Regions from separate parts of the Homo sapiens genome. Here region 2 is linked to region 1. The links are chromatin contacts, found by POLR2A ChIA-PET in ENCODE. All regions are on one chromosome and are shown on one strand. Each heading gives the region's core, a stretch centred on a gene start or an enhancer-like site at or near the end of the contact. The rest is flanking DNA. Distances are from core to core; before and after follow the strand shown.

What was found. ChIA-PET counts read pairs that join two places held with the same protein, here RNA polymerase II (POLR2A).
Region 2: POLR2A ChIA-PET joins it to region 1 with 11 read pairs in activated CD4-positive, alpha-beta memory T cell. The contact joins two enhancer-like sites. POLR2A ChIA-PET finds 5 or more read pairs at or near these places in 3 of 52 experiments (B cell, Caco-2 and activated CD4-positive, alpha-beta memory T cell).

The regions. Positions count from the first base shown.
Region 1 is chr9:35,693,617-35,700,488 of GRCh38, forward strand. It overlaps TLN1 (talin 1), which reads right to left. Exons shown (of 57, transcript NM_006289.4): 49 at 6,575-6,760; 50 at 6,358-6,465; 51 at 5,740-5,845; 52 at 5,416-5,540; 53 at 5,192-5,317; 54 at 5,001-5,063; 55 at 4,707-4,889; 56 at 4,428-4,556; 57 at 3,332-4,300. The coding sequence ends at 4,175. Among named protein-coding and RNA genes, the nearest start is that of TPM2, 7.1 kb to the left of the region's middle. Within about 2 kb of position 1,480, at least 20 of the 41 ENCODE cell types and tissues checked have a DNase peak (open chromatin) inside an H3K27ac peak, as active enhancers do.
Region 2 is chr9:37,413,855-37,420,484 of GRCh38, forward strand. It overlaps LOC105376035 (a long non-coding RNA gene), which reads left to right. Exons shown (of 4, transcript XR_007061479.1): 3 at 2,176-2,355; 4 at 2,902-5,654. Among named protein-coding and RNA genes, the nearest start is that of GRHPR, 5.5 kb to the right of the region's middle. RefSeq lists a silencer at 1,158-1,452. Within about 2 kb of position 1,502, at least 16 of the 41 ENCODE cell types and tissues checked have a DNase peak (open chromatin) inside an H3K27ac peak, as active enhancers do.

The DNA.
Region 1 (6,872 bases), core at 230-2,729:
GGCATATTTATGTTTTTTTGAGACAAGGTCTGGCTCTGTCACCCAGGCTGTAGTGCAGAGACACAATCACGGCTTGGCTCACTGCAGCCTTGACCTTCTGGGCTCAAGTGCTCTCTCCGCCTCAGTCTCCTCCAGTAGCTGGGACTACACATGTGCACCATCATACCCGGCCCTTTTTTTTTTTTTTTTAAATAGAGATGGTGTGCCACTATGTTGCCTAGGTTGGTCTCAAACTCCTAGGCTCAAGCTACCCTCCTGCCTCAGCCTCCCAAAGTGCTGGAATTACAGGCCTGAGCCACTGTGCCTGGCCGATAATTGGCAGTTTCTTAAGGGGCAGTTGCAATGTAGAATGTGAAACCATATCAGTGACCTTTTTGTACTGTTAAACTAAAATCCGTTGTTTTGGCCAAGTGTGGTGGCTCACGCCTGTAATCCCAGCACTTTGTGACGCCAAGGTGGGTGGATCACCTGAGGTCAGGAGTTCGAGACCAGCCTGGCCAACATGGTGAAACCCTCCCGTCTCTACTAAAACTACAAAAATTAGTCAGGTGTGGTGGTGGCACACGCCTGTAATCCCAGCCACTCGGGAGGCTGAGGCAGGGGAATCACTTGAACCTGCGAGGCGAAGGTTGCAGTTAGCCGAGATTGCACCACTGCACTCCAGCTTGGGTGACAGAGCAAGACTCTGTCTCAAAAAAAAAAAAAAAATCCGTTTTTCTGAACTGCACCTGATTGGATCTTTTACCCATGCATAATTTTGTAACACCGTGCATTCGTCATATGGAAAATAATTGATTCACTGAGCTATGCAAATCTTCCAAATATTAATGTTTCATTATACATTATTTTAAAAATCACAATAGGTTTCAGGCCAGGTGCGGTGGCTCATACCTGTAATCCCAGCACTTTGGGAGGCCGAGGTGGGTGGATTGCCTGAGCTCAGGAGTTCGAGACCAGCCTGGGCAACATGGCAAAACCCTGTCTCTACTAAAAATACAAAAAGTTAGCTGGGTGTGGTGGCGGGCGCCTGTAGTCCCAGCTACTCAGGAGGCTGAGGCAGGAGAATTGCTTGAACCTGGGAGGTGGAAGTTGCAGTGAGCTGAGATTGCACCACTGCATTCCAGCCTGGGGAACAGAGCGAGACTCTGTCTCAAAAATAAATAAATAAATAAATAAATAAATTTTAAAAAAATCACAATAGGTTTCAACAGTAAAGTCTTTGTTTTTCTTCATAGTATTATACTGGAGAACAGTAAAGTCTTTAAGTTTTAAATTTTGGGAAGCTGTGAAGCTCATGTAGCAAATACAAGTGTTCCAAAATTCGATTTTTCACTTGAAAGCTTGAATTATATCATTGGCAACAAACACTGTCAGATTTTTCCCTGAAGTGACAGACTCACTTTGTTCCTTTTTAGAAAAGTTCTGCCAGCTACCTAAATCTGATAACCACAGTTTGTCGGCCATTCTTTTGAGTAAACGTGGCATTCCATAAAAGAGCAGCTAGTTCAGCTCACAACTCAAAGAATGGCCTAAGTTATTTCCTCCAGAAAACCATCATACTTTGGTATGCAAAATGTCTTATGCATACTTCCCACTTTATCAGACAGAATGTTGAAAAGCCTTTTCCTTAAGGATTAAGGTTTAATTAAATTAATACATTTAGGCTGGGCGTGGTGGCTCACGCCTGTAATCCCAGCACTTTGGGAGCCTGAGGCAGGCAGATCATGAGGTCAGGAGTTCAAGACCAGTCTGGCCAACATGGTGAAACCCTGTCTCTACTAAAAATACAAAAATTAGCTGGGCATGATGGCATGTGCCTGTAATCCCAGCTTCTCGGGAGGCTGAGGCAGGAGAATTGCTTGAACCGGGACACAGGAGGTGGAGGTTGCAGTGAGCCGAGATCACGCCACTACACTCCAGCCTGGGCTACAGACCGAGACTCCGTCTCAAAAAAAAAAAAAAATTTTTTTTTTTTACTTCATCAAGGACATTTTTTTTGAGTCTTGCTCTGTTGCCCAGGCTGGAGTGCAGTGGCGTGATCTTGGCTCACTGCAACCTCCGCATCACAGGTTCAAGCAATTCTGGTGCCTCAGCCTCCCAAGTAGCTGGGAATTACAGGTGTGCACCACCATCCCCAGCTAAGGAAAATAATGTCTTGGTATTTTTATGAAAATAATTTTGACCTATGGACCCCTGAAAAGGTCTTAGGGAACCCTAGGGGTCTGAGGACCACATTTGAAGAGCTGCTGGTTTAATAGGTTTTAAAGCCTCTCCCCAGATGGCTCCCAAGGTATCACTAGTGAGAAGTATGTGATTGGTCCCAGTTCCTGAGGACATGACAAGGAAATGGTAACAGGAGTAAGCAGCTGTCCTGGGCTCCTAGCTGGAGTTCAAAGTCTAGACTGCCACTTGTCGGGGAGGTTATAGAAGGGATTTGATCTCCAAGGTCCTCAACTGATACTATGACATTGAATCTGGGATTAGGGAGCCCCCACAGTATGTACTGGAGTTGCCAGTCCTCTGCGTCAGAGAAGTGATAATACATCTCAATTTTCCAGTGCTTAGCACAAGCATGGCTTAGTAAATATTGAATGAATGAATCACAGGTGATAGGAGTGATGGTAGGAGGTTGGCACCATCCCTAATGGGCTGTCCTAGAGTTCCATCTACTTTCTTAGAGAAGGGCTCTCACTCCGTCACCCAGGCTGGTGCACAGTGGCACCATCATAGCTCACTGCAGCCTTGAACTCCTGGTCTCAAGCAGTCCTCCTGCCTCAGCCTTTTAAGTAGCTGGGATTAGAGGCTCGAACCACCGTTACCAGCTACATTCCATCTACTTCAAGCTTTCCCTAATGTGGTGGGAGTAGAAGGTGTTAGTAGCAGATGGGTGGCGTTTGTGTTCTACTTGAGGAAATAATGTACTGGGCGGTAGGGCTGACTAAAGAATCACGCATGAAAATAGTTGCCAACCTAAGACGACTGTCAGAGAGTCCATGCATTATGGACAGAGTGGCTGGATGGGGACGTGGAAGCACACAGCATCCACCTCTCTGACTGCCTCTTTCCACTGACCCACCAGATAAGCAGGGTGGCTGGAACAGGGCTGCTAGCACCTTCCTGGCCACTAGGGGAGCTCTGCCCCCTCTAACAATAAATTCTCACACCTGGGTCAAGCTCTTCACTTTTAGCGCTACCCTAGGCAGGAGTGTCCCAACCCAATCAAGAGCGGTGCCTACCCGAGGCAGCCTCAAGTTGGGATTTTTCTGCTTGCTAATGGCTTCAATCAGTTTTGTGGCCATAGTTCTCTTAGGCTCAGACACTTACAGGCATATTATTTTTAGCAAAGCTTCTTTTGAAAATTTGAATTTGGTCAAGGACTGGATTTGTTGACATACCCTGAGTAGCTATGAAGAACAGAATGTCCTGGTAGCCACAAGGAACTGTGGTAGCTGCTGTCCCAGCAGCAGCAGAACGACACTTTGTGAGGCTTAGGTGCTGGCCAGGGAGGTGAGGATAACAGGAGTATGACTTCTCAGGCACAACTTCCCCATTGGATAACTTTAGGGTCCGGGTGCAAGGAGGAAGGGACCTCAGGTGCAGACTGCCAGTCTTCCCCTCTCCCATTTCAAGCTGGATCAAGCTGGGTGACAGAATTCAACCCCACTGTCTCTCCTACTGCCCTGGGAGAAAACTTGTATCTCCCTTGAAGCCAGGCAGAGGTTGTAGGTAGAATCATTTTTATTGGAGCATGACCTGTTTGGGGCTTATAACTCTGCAGCCCCTATGGGTAGCTGGGGGTGGGGGAAGATAGTATCAAAAAACGGTGAAGAGAGCTGATGAGGCTGTGGGGACTGGCCGGAAGCTGCTGGCAGGGTGGAGTGGGCTGGGGCCCCGGCAGATTCAGATCGAGGTACAGCAGCGTTAATAATACTCTTGGAGCGTTAATACTCTGGGGAGGGGCAGGCACTTGGGGGGCCCTAGGGCATGAAGGCACTTGGGGTTGGGGAGGGGACAGGGGATGTACTGCGGGACTGGGCGGGGCCAGGCCCTGGGGTTTGGCAGGCACTTTGGGGAGTGCTGGGGTTGGGCAGGTTGGGCCCCGACAGCCCAGAAGGCTTTGGTAGTGGCACGCACAGTCTCTGGGCCGGGTCTGCATTAAATAGAAGAGGCTTCTTTAGTGCTCATCTCGAAGCTCTGAAGGCAGAAACTTGTACTGCTGCTGCCGGATCTGGGCCAGTTTCTTCCGCGCCTCTTCCAGCTCTCGTTCCTTCCGAAGCATTTCTTCCTGTGCTGCGATGATCTGAGGGTGGAGATCGGGGACTTAGTTCAGTGAGGATGCACAGCAGGGGCATAGGGTAGTTGGGACCAGCGCAGGCAACATGACTGCCCTCCTGACAGCGTCCCTCAGCATCTGGGGTGAAGCTCACCTGGGCAATGCCGCCAACCATCTTCTCTTTCACCACCACTGTCTCATTCTCCTGCTCTTCAAAGGCTGCAGCCTTCTGTGCTGCTTTCACCAGATTATCTGAGGCTCGCTTCACTGCGTTGCCAGCAGCCTGGGCAGAGAGAAAGTGGCCTAGGTTGAGAACTCAGGTACGGTCCCAGTTGAGACAGTACCTCAATTCTCTCATAGAAACATACATCTCGGGAGTGACAGTTTGAAGCAGTATAGCCCAAGGGACAATGGGATGGGTCAGGGTTCTCACCTGAAGTCGTTTCATTGCCTCCGAGTCCTGGTCAGCCTTGACCTTGCAGGCCACAAGGAGCTGGGCTGTGGAGGCAGCTACCTGCTTGGCTGATGAGATGAGCTTCTCCTGGCTGGCATGGCCTTGTACAGCTGCATTGGCTGCCTCACACAGATTGTTGGTGGCCGCAGCCACCATCCGGGCCTAAAGCAGGGAGAGTTTGCTTAAAAATATGCCCCTTGCCCTGGTCCATCCCCACTCCAGCCTTCTCAAGTCTCTCAAACTGAGAGAGACCTAGTGGTATTGCACACTTACAGCAGAAATGAGGCCCTGGGACCACTGCCCATCGTCCAGTGCATTGGCTGGAATGGCACCCACCTGTAGGAAGGAGAAGAGCCTACTTAGACCTGCATTTTCCTCACTTCAAAGACTCGCTGGCTATGGATGTGGATGTGGACATCAAAGTGCCAACCTGTCCCCATTCTTCTGGGTATTTAAGCACTCACCTTCCCTTGGGCCACTAGTTCTCTCTGGGCAGCCGACGCAGCCTTTACCAGTGCACTGGTGGCTGCTGCAATGGACTTGGCAGCTTCTAGTATCTGCTCCTCAAAGTTCAAGGACTCATCTGCCTCCTGCAATAAGCGAAGGTTGCAGAAAGAGATGTAAAGTCAGAGATGAAGGTGGGGACACTGCCATGGTGAGGGTGGAAGAGGAAGGGAGCAGGACTGACCTTGGGTTTGGCCCGGGGCTTCAGCTGCTCTAGCTTTTTGGCTGCAGCCTCAATGGCGGCTGCAGCTCCCAGGAGCTCATTCTCAGCAATGACTGTGGGGTCCTCTGGGTCTACCCATTCTGTTCCTGGTGGGATGAAGGAAGAGGAAAGAGGCTAAGGCAGAGTGGGGAGGTCAAAAGCACCAGGGAGCATGGTTAGTATCATCAGGCCCTGGCATCTGTGGGGACTATGGTCAGAGGCTAGCACAGAGCTGTCCAGCCAGGAAGCAGAGATCACACCATGATAAGGGTTTTCCATCCGTCCCTGTCCCTGGTCACCCCTCACCCTTCATGGCTTCAGCAGCCTGGATGAGCTCAGTGACGGAACCAGCCACACGCTTTGAATGTCCTGTCAACTGCTGCTTCAGTTCTGGGCTTGGCTTCTGCAGGGTCTGGGCAAGAAGCGGGCAGGGGACAAAGAGCATCACATCTTAGGGTCTACCCTGATCTATGAAATAGGGCAGACCATGGCCCCCTCACCCCTATCCCTAGAGCACTCCACACCATAGCCCTCAAACTCCACGCTGCCTATCCAAGTACACATCATGCATCACACCTCACACGTGATAGAGACAGTGGGGCTGTGTCACTCACCGGCTGACAAGGAGCAAGGAGAATGATGAGATGAAAGAGGAGACGACGAAAGTAGAGAAGGGGGTGGTCAGGTGGGAAGGGAGGAGAAAAGAAAAAGAGGAAGAGGAAGAGGTGACTGGGAGAACCAAAGATGATAAGAAGGATGGGGCCTGGGAGAAAGGGAGACTTGGAAAGGAGAACAGATTTGGGAAGTAGAGGGTGGGGTAGGGAGGAGATCTGAGCAAAACAGACAGCAGGGTGCGAGGCCTGCAGGAAGAGGGCTGTGTATTCAGGGAGGCTGGTATGAGGAACAAGCAACGCCCTCCCTTACCAGCAGTACATGGTCCAGCAGTTCCAGGTAGCCATTGGCACACTCCCGGCCATAGTGCAGGGCTCGAAGCCGCACATCAGGGGCCACTTCTGGGTGGTAAGCTGCTTCCTGTCCCCAGAGTAATATGTTAGCTTTAGGCCCCGCAGATCCCTACAGTTTCTCTCCCACTATGTTCTGGCCCAAAGCTGCCTCACGGAAATGCCTCAAGGATTTCTACCTTGCAAGCCCGAAGCATATCTGCAATAGCACGGCGGCTCAGATTGGCTGTGGCAATGACATCTTCCTGGCGACAGGAATTGCCAGCAGCAACGGCCTTGGCGGTTGCCATGGTGATACCCTTGGTCATTCGGATGAAGTCTTCTGGGGTAGAGGTCTTGGCAGGTGGCTCTGGGGAACAGAAAACCTGTGGGGGCAGAAGAAGAAGAAAGATTTTACAGTGGCTGAGACTATGAGACAGCGTAGAACTCTGTGTGCATGTGATTTGGTGCAGACATTCACACATCACAGTGAATGTA
Region 2 (6,630 bases), core at 252-2,751, 1.7 Mb after region 1:
AAGGACCCATTTCTCAACACTGTCACAATAGCAATTAAATTTTATTTTATTTTATTTTTATTTTTTGAGATGGAGTTTCATTCTTATCACCCAGCCTGGAGTGCAGTGGCACCATTTCGGCTCACCACAACCTCTGCCTCCTGGGTTCAAGCGATTCTCCTGCCTCGGCCTCCTGAGTAGCTGAGATTACAGGCATGTGCCACCATGCCCAGCCACAATTAAATTTCAACAGGCATTTTGGAGAGGACGTTCAAACCACAGCAGTTACCTTCACCTGGATTTGAGTCCAGCTCAAGCGTGGTGACCTTGGGCAGGTCCTTCAGGCAGAAGGACTTGAGGCTCTCTGAGCCGCAGTTATCTTGACTTGAAAGTGAGAATCCTAACAGTGCCCACTTGAAGGCTTGTTGTGGGGTGAACACCACATAGTTTGAAGCCCGATCCTGTCTGAGTAGCGGTGGCTCTCTTGCCCCTCTGAATCTTCCAGGCTGGGGCCCTCTGCTCCCCAGAAGAGCAGACTGAGGGGCTGAGAAAGGGGCAAGTGGCTTTCTGTGTGGGGTGCAAGGCTGCAGCAGGCTGAGTCTGGGGGCAACCCAGGTCTGCTGATGAGCTGTTACCCTGCCCCCCAGGGCCACACCTCACTGGGAGCTGAAGCCTGAGCACATTTCCCAGGGGTCTGGGCTGGCCAAGGGGTCCCGACTGGGCTCTCTGCTACCCTCTGTGGCCAGCTGCTCATGTCTCTTGTACGAGAGCATCAGCTTCCAGCAGTCAGACAAAAGCCCAGGCAGGGCCGGGGTGAAAGCCACACTGCGCCTTGCCTGCTGCGCGTCATCGGAAAATGTTCGCCCCATCTGGGCTTCAGTTTCCATATCTGTATAATGGGCTTCCAGCATGTGCCCTGCCCCACCCCTCACCAAGCACAGACCAGAGGCAGGGCCCCCTCAGAGAGGAGACAGTCAGTCAGATGATCTCTATTCAAACCCAGTTCTGCTCCTTACCAGCTGTGTGACCGTGGGCAAGTCCCTCCACTGACCTGAGCCTCAGTTTCTTCGTCTGTAACTTGGGGTTCCTAAAATCAACTTCACTGGCCTTTGTGGGGATTAAACAAACTCTTGTGTGTGGAGTGCCTGGCACGGATCACTCACTCTCAGCGCAAGTTCCCTTCCGTTGGGGCCGCTCTCCGCCTCCTTACACCCTGATCTAACCTCACCTTCCACTGCCCATCTCAGCTGCTGCTGCTTCTCCTCCCTTTGGCGATGCCGACGCGCTCCAGCCTCCAGGCCTTTGCTCACCGTTTGTTCTGCCAGAAATGCCTTTTCTCCCTCTCGCATTCCTACCATTCCAAAGCATATTGTCTTCATTGCTCAGCTCAAATGCTGCCTTCTCCAGGAAGGCTCTCCGAGGAGCTCTGTGCAAGCAGACAAAAACACGGATACAGGGGCACCAGAAGGGGCATCTCTCTGCCCACATCTCTCTACTTTCGGCCTGGATCAGGCTCAAACATGGACATTTTTCTCCCCCACCTCGCAGTACACAAAAGTGCCCACTAGGTGGTGAAAGAATGACGAAGTCCCCGTGGGGATGGGCGATAAGGGAGGCCAACCAGGCACCGCCTGCATCACTCATTCGTTTATTTAACGAATATTGACTGAGCACCTGCATGGTGCCAGACTGTGGGGCAACCCAGCAACAAGGCCCGACTCTCAAGGAGCTTGTGTTCTAGCTGGGGGAGGCTGGACTGGCGGGAGACACAAAAAACAAGGAAATAAATAAAGCAGGAAAAACATGGGACAGAGATGAAGGTTACACAGAAAATGCTGGCCCAGGATCACTTGAGGCCAGGAGTTCGAGACCAGCCTGGCCAACATGGTGAAACCCCGTCTCTACAAAAAATACAGAAATTAGCCAGGTGTGGTTGCGTGCGCTGGTAATCCCAGCTATTTGGGAGGCTGAGGTGGGAGGATCCCTTGAGACTGAGAGGCAGAGGTTGCAGTGAGCTGAGATTTCACCACAGCACTCCAGCCTGGGTGACAGAGTGAGACCCCTGTCAAAAAAAAAAAAAAAAAAAAAAAGAAAAGAAAAGAAAAAAGAAAGAAAGGAAAGAAAAGGAAAGGAAAGGAAAAAAAAAAATTCCAGGCCCTTGAGTGTGTCCAGGCTTCTGACTGAGCATTCTTTCAGTGCAGAGCCACACTTTGAACCTGAGAGAGTGGCTGAGCTGGATGATTCTCAAAGTGCGCTCTGCGGACCAGCAGCAGCACCACCAGCAGCAGCATCACCCGGGAACTCAAAGGAAATGCAGGTTCTCTGGCCTCTGCCGAATGCACTGAATCAGAATCTGCATTTTAACAAGATCCCCAGGTAATTCCTTTTCAAGTTAAAGCGAGAAGCTCTGCCCAAGTCCAGAGGCTTAGGGACCAATGACACACACAAGCCAAATCTGGCCACCTATTTTCGTATGAATCCCATGCTAAGAATGGGTCCTGCTCAGAAAAAAAAAATCTAGAGAGTATTTTGTGATAAATAAAAGACATGCGAATTCAAATTTTAATGGCCATGCATAAAGTTTTATTGGAAGCCGGCTGCACCCTTTGTTTATGTATTGGCTGTGGCTGCTCTTGTACCAGAATGGTGACGTTAAGGAGCAGCAACAAAGACAGTATGGGCCACAGTGTTAAAATATTGACTCCCTGGCCCTTTGAAGAAAAAGTTGGCTAGTCCCTGCTCTAGTACATCTTCCTCACACTTTATGAATGAAGAATCAGGGCCCCGGGGGAGGGGGGCAGTATCTTGTTCAAGGCATCATGGGAGCCCTGCTTTCTCTACACGCTCAGGGTCCTGTTTCCACAGGCTCAGGCCTGAAGAGACTGAAAGCCCCCACTTTTTCTGTCTCTTGGGTTGGCCCAGGGTTGAAACCCAGGTTCCAGGCTGTGAGGAAGTCCAGGACACACTGAGAGGTCATGTGTAGGTGTTCAGGCCAACAGCACAGCCAGGGGCTCAGCTGACAGCCAGCATCAATGACCAGATGTATGGGTGAGGAGGTCTTCGGATGACTCCAGGCCAACTCCTATCTGACTACAGCTACAACTGCACAAAAGAGCCCGAACGAGAAACACTGGCTGAGCCCAGTCAACCCTGGAACCAGAAGAGATGATAATGCCATCCAGCCCTGAGATTTGTTTGGAGGGTGACGCGGCCAAGGATGACACCCACTGCCCCAGAGGCTGGGGGACTGGCAGGTATATCTTAGGGTTTGGGGGTGGGAGTGAAGGTCATCCTGAGGAGAGTCCTTTTTGAGTGTGTTAAGGTGTCTGTGTCCATGTGGACGGGCTGTCAGAATGGGCTGGGGGATGCGGTCAGGGACCACTCCCATTCCCAGGGCCTGGGTGTCCTGACCATCCATGCTAGGTCTGTTCCACGTTGGCCACACTGTTCCAGGCAAGCGCCTTTGGTCACACGGACTGGTCTCTGAGACTGGTCTGATGTGTGTACTCTCAGGAGCCTGGACAGGGGCAGTCTCAATCCAGAAATGACCTCTTCAATACTTGGTGTAGTTCCCTGTATGAAACGCCCAATATTATGAGCCACCCAGGCCTGGGTCACCTGCTGACTGGCTGGAGGAAGTGCATGGGACCATGTGAGGTCACGGCAGCCCCAGGGTTTGCAGGTCGTCTGCATCCTGGCTCCCCCGCTTACAAGCTGTTTGACCTTGGTGAGGTTAGATCATCTTCCTAAGCTTCAGTTTCTTCAGCCACACAATGGGTATAACACTTACCCTTGAGGGTTACTGCGATTGTCACACAAGGCAGCATTTGCATGGGCCCTGGGCCATGCTAGACATTCATCAGGCACTGAAGCTATGGGGGAGAGAAGTGAGGGGCCCAGGCTCTGGAGCCAGTGGGTTTAAACTCCACTCTACCACTAACAAGACATTATTAAAAACTTCTGTGCGCCTCCATTTCCTCATCTGTAACATGGGGATAATAATAGCACCTGCCTCCTGGCTTGTTGAGAGGATATATGTAGTGCTTACAACAGCACAACACACATATATGGGTACTTCACAAATACAAATCCATTCAAGGAAACCAACCCTGGTGCCCTGGGATGGCCGTTGGTCAGAGACACAGAAGCCGAAGCCAGCTTAGGACAAGCGGAGGGGCCCAGGCCTGCCCCTCGGTTCCGGGGGCCTCACTTCTGTTCCAGGGCTGTTCAGTTACCTGCTCCTAGGCCTGGGAGGCCCAGTGGACAACAGAGTGACCTCTTCTCCACTGATTTGATCTGAATACATTCTGCCCCATGAGGGCCCAAATGAGGGAACTGGTATGATATTCACAGAGAGGTGACATCACCCGCTGAAGATCACACAGCAAGTCCCTGGGCCACCTGGATCCCGGCCACAGCTCCACCCTGCTACCTCCCTCTCTTAAGTAACACATTAATAAGTGTCTTACCCTCAGGCCATTATCTGTGTTCCCAGGCCAGGGAACATTTCTGAAACACATCAAACATTGACAAAAAGAGGTGTTTTTCTGTCCCCAGGCCAGGCCCTTCGGCCTCTGTTAACCAGTGAGTGTTCTCTGTTAATCCTGAGCCCAGCTCCTCCTACACACAAGTACAAACAAGGGCATTGGGCATGGGAGAAACCTGTCCACCAGGGCCAGGAGGGGACACGGAAGGTTAATGGGTCCCCTCCCCCAAAGCAATGCACACAGCTGGGGCTCAATAAGTGCTACTGGGTGGTAGGAACAGAGCCAGCTGAGGGCACAGGAAGAGGGATCTGCTAAGCAGAGGAGGCCTGACCTGGGCTTCATTGGGTAAAACCAGTCATCATAATAAGTAGCTGGCATTTCGGGAGCTCTTAGTTAGTTCCAGACACTGCCCTGAGCACTGGACATGGTCACTCACTAACGTTTCCATGTTTCAGTATCTGTGGGGTGCATATGTTGCTCTCCCCAGTCTACAGACAGGAAGCTGCAGGCAAGAAAGATGAAGTCATTTGCTTAAGTCACACCATTACCAAGAGGCCGAGCTTGGATTCACACCCAGCACCCTGGCTCCAGACCCAAGCTCTCAACCACAATACAAGCCTGTGGAGTGGGAGGGGTGAAATACATGAGTGAGGGGTGACTTCTAGGTATTGGCTTGGGGTGGCTGTCCCTTTGATGGATATGTGGGAGGAGCGCAGGTGTCAGGTGAGGTATTGGGGAGAAGGTGGATGAATTGGGTTTGGCAGGTGTTGAGTTCCAGATACCTGAGGATGCTCAGGTGGAGGAGGCAGGAGAGAGGCGGCTTATGGCTCTGAAGCTGGGTGATGGGGGCTGGAGCTGCTCACTCCAGAGTCATCAGCGTAGAAGCGCAGCCTGGGAGACACCTGAGCGATGAAGGGGCAAGGCCACAGCTAAGGCAGGGGAATTGATATTTAGTGTGCAAGGATTCAAAATGACAGCAAGAAAAGAAGTGTTTTAGAGACTATTACTATTATTATTATTGAGACAGAGTCTTACTCTGTTGCCCAGGCTGGAGTGCAGGGGTGCAATCATAGCTTACTGTAACCTTGAACTCCTGGGCTGAAGTGATACTCCGGCCTCCGCCTTCCGGGACTCAGCCACCACAACCAGCTAACTTTTAAATTTTTCTGTAAAGACAGGGTGGGGGAGCCTCCCTATATTGCCCATGCTGGTCTTGAACTCCTGACCTCAAGCAGTCCTCCAGCTTTAGCCTCCCAAAGTGCTGGGATTACAGGAATCAGCCACCAAACCTGGCCAAATGCTATTTTTATTTATTTTATTTTATTTATTTATTTTTGAGACGGAGTTTTTTTGTTTGTTTGTCTTTTGTTTTCTTTTGAGACAGAGTCTCGCTCTGTCGCCCAGGCTGGAGTAAAGTGGCGTGATCTTGGCTCACTGCAACCTCCACCCCCTGGGTTCAAGCAATTTCCTGCCTCAGCCTCCTGAGTAGTTTGGATTATGGGCACCTGCCACCAAGCCTGGCTAATTTTTTTGTATTTTTAGTAGAGACGGGGCTTTACCATGTTGGCCAGGCTGGTCTCGAACTCCTAAGCTCAGGTGATCCACCCGCCTCAGCCTCCCAAAGTGCTGGGATTACAGGCGTGAGCCACCGCGCCTGGCCAAGTGCTATTTTTAAATGAATGTTTTCTTTATTTTGAGGGTAGATAATAAATGCACAAGATGCAAATTCCCAAAGGGTGAAAATTGTGTCTCTCTTACTCTGTCCCAGTTCACCAGGTCTTCTCCCCAGAGGCAGCCACTGTCCCCAGTTTCTTCTTTTTTCTTTTTCTTTTTTTTTTTTTTTTTTTGTTAGAGACAGGGTCTCACTCACTCTGTTGCCCAGGCTGGAGTGCAGTGGCACAATCACAGTTCACTGCAGCCCCAGCCTCCCAGGCTCAAGCAATCTTCCTACTTCAGTTTCCCAAGTAACTGGGACTACAGGTGTACACCACTACGCCTGGGTAATTAAAAAAAAATTTTTTTTTGTAGAGACAGGGTCTCGCTATGTTGCCCAGGCTTGTCTCAAACTCCTGGGCTCAAGCAATGCTCCTGACTCAGCCTCCCAAAGTGCTGGAATTACAAACCATGAGCCACTGCACCTGGCCTGTTCCCAAAGAAACAAGAA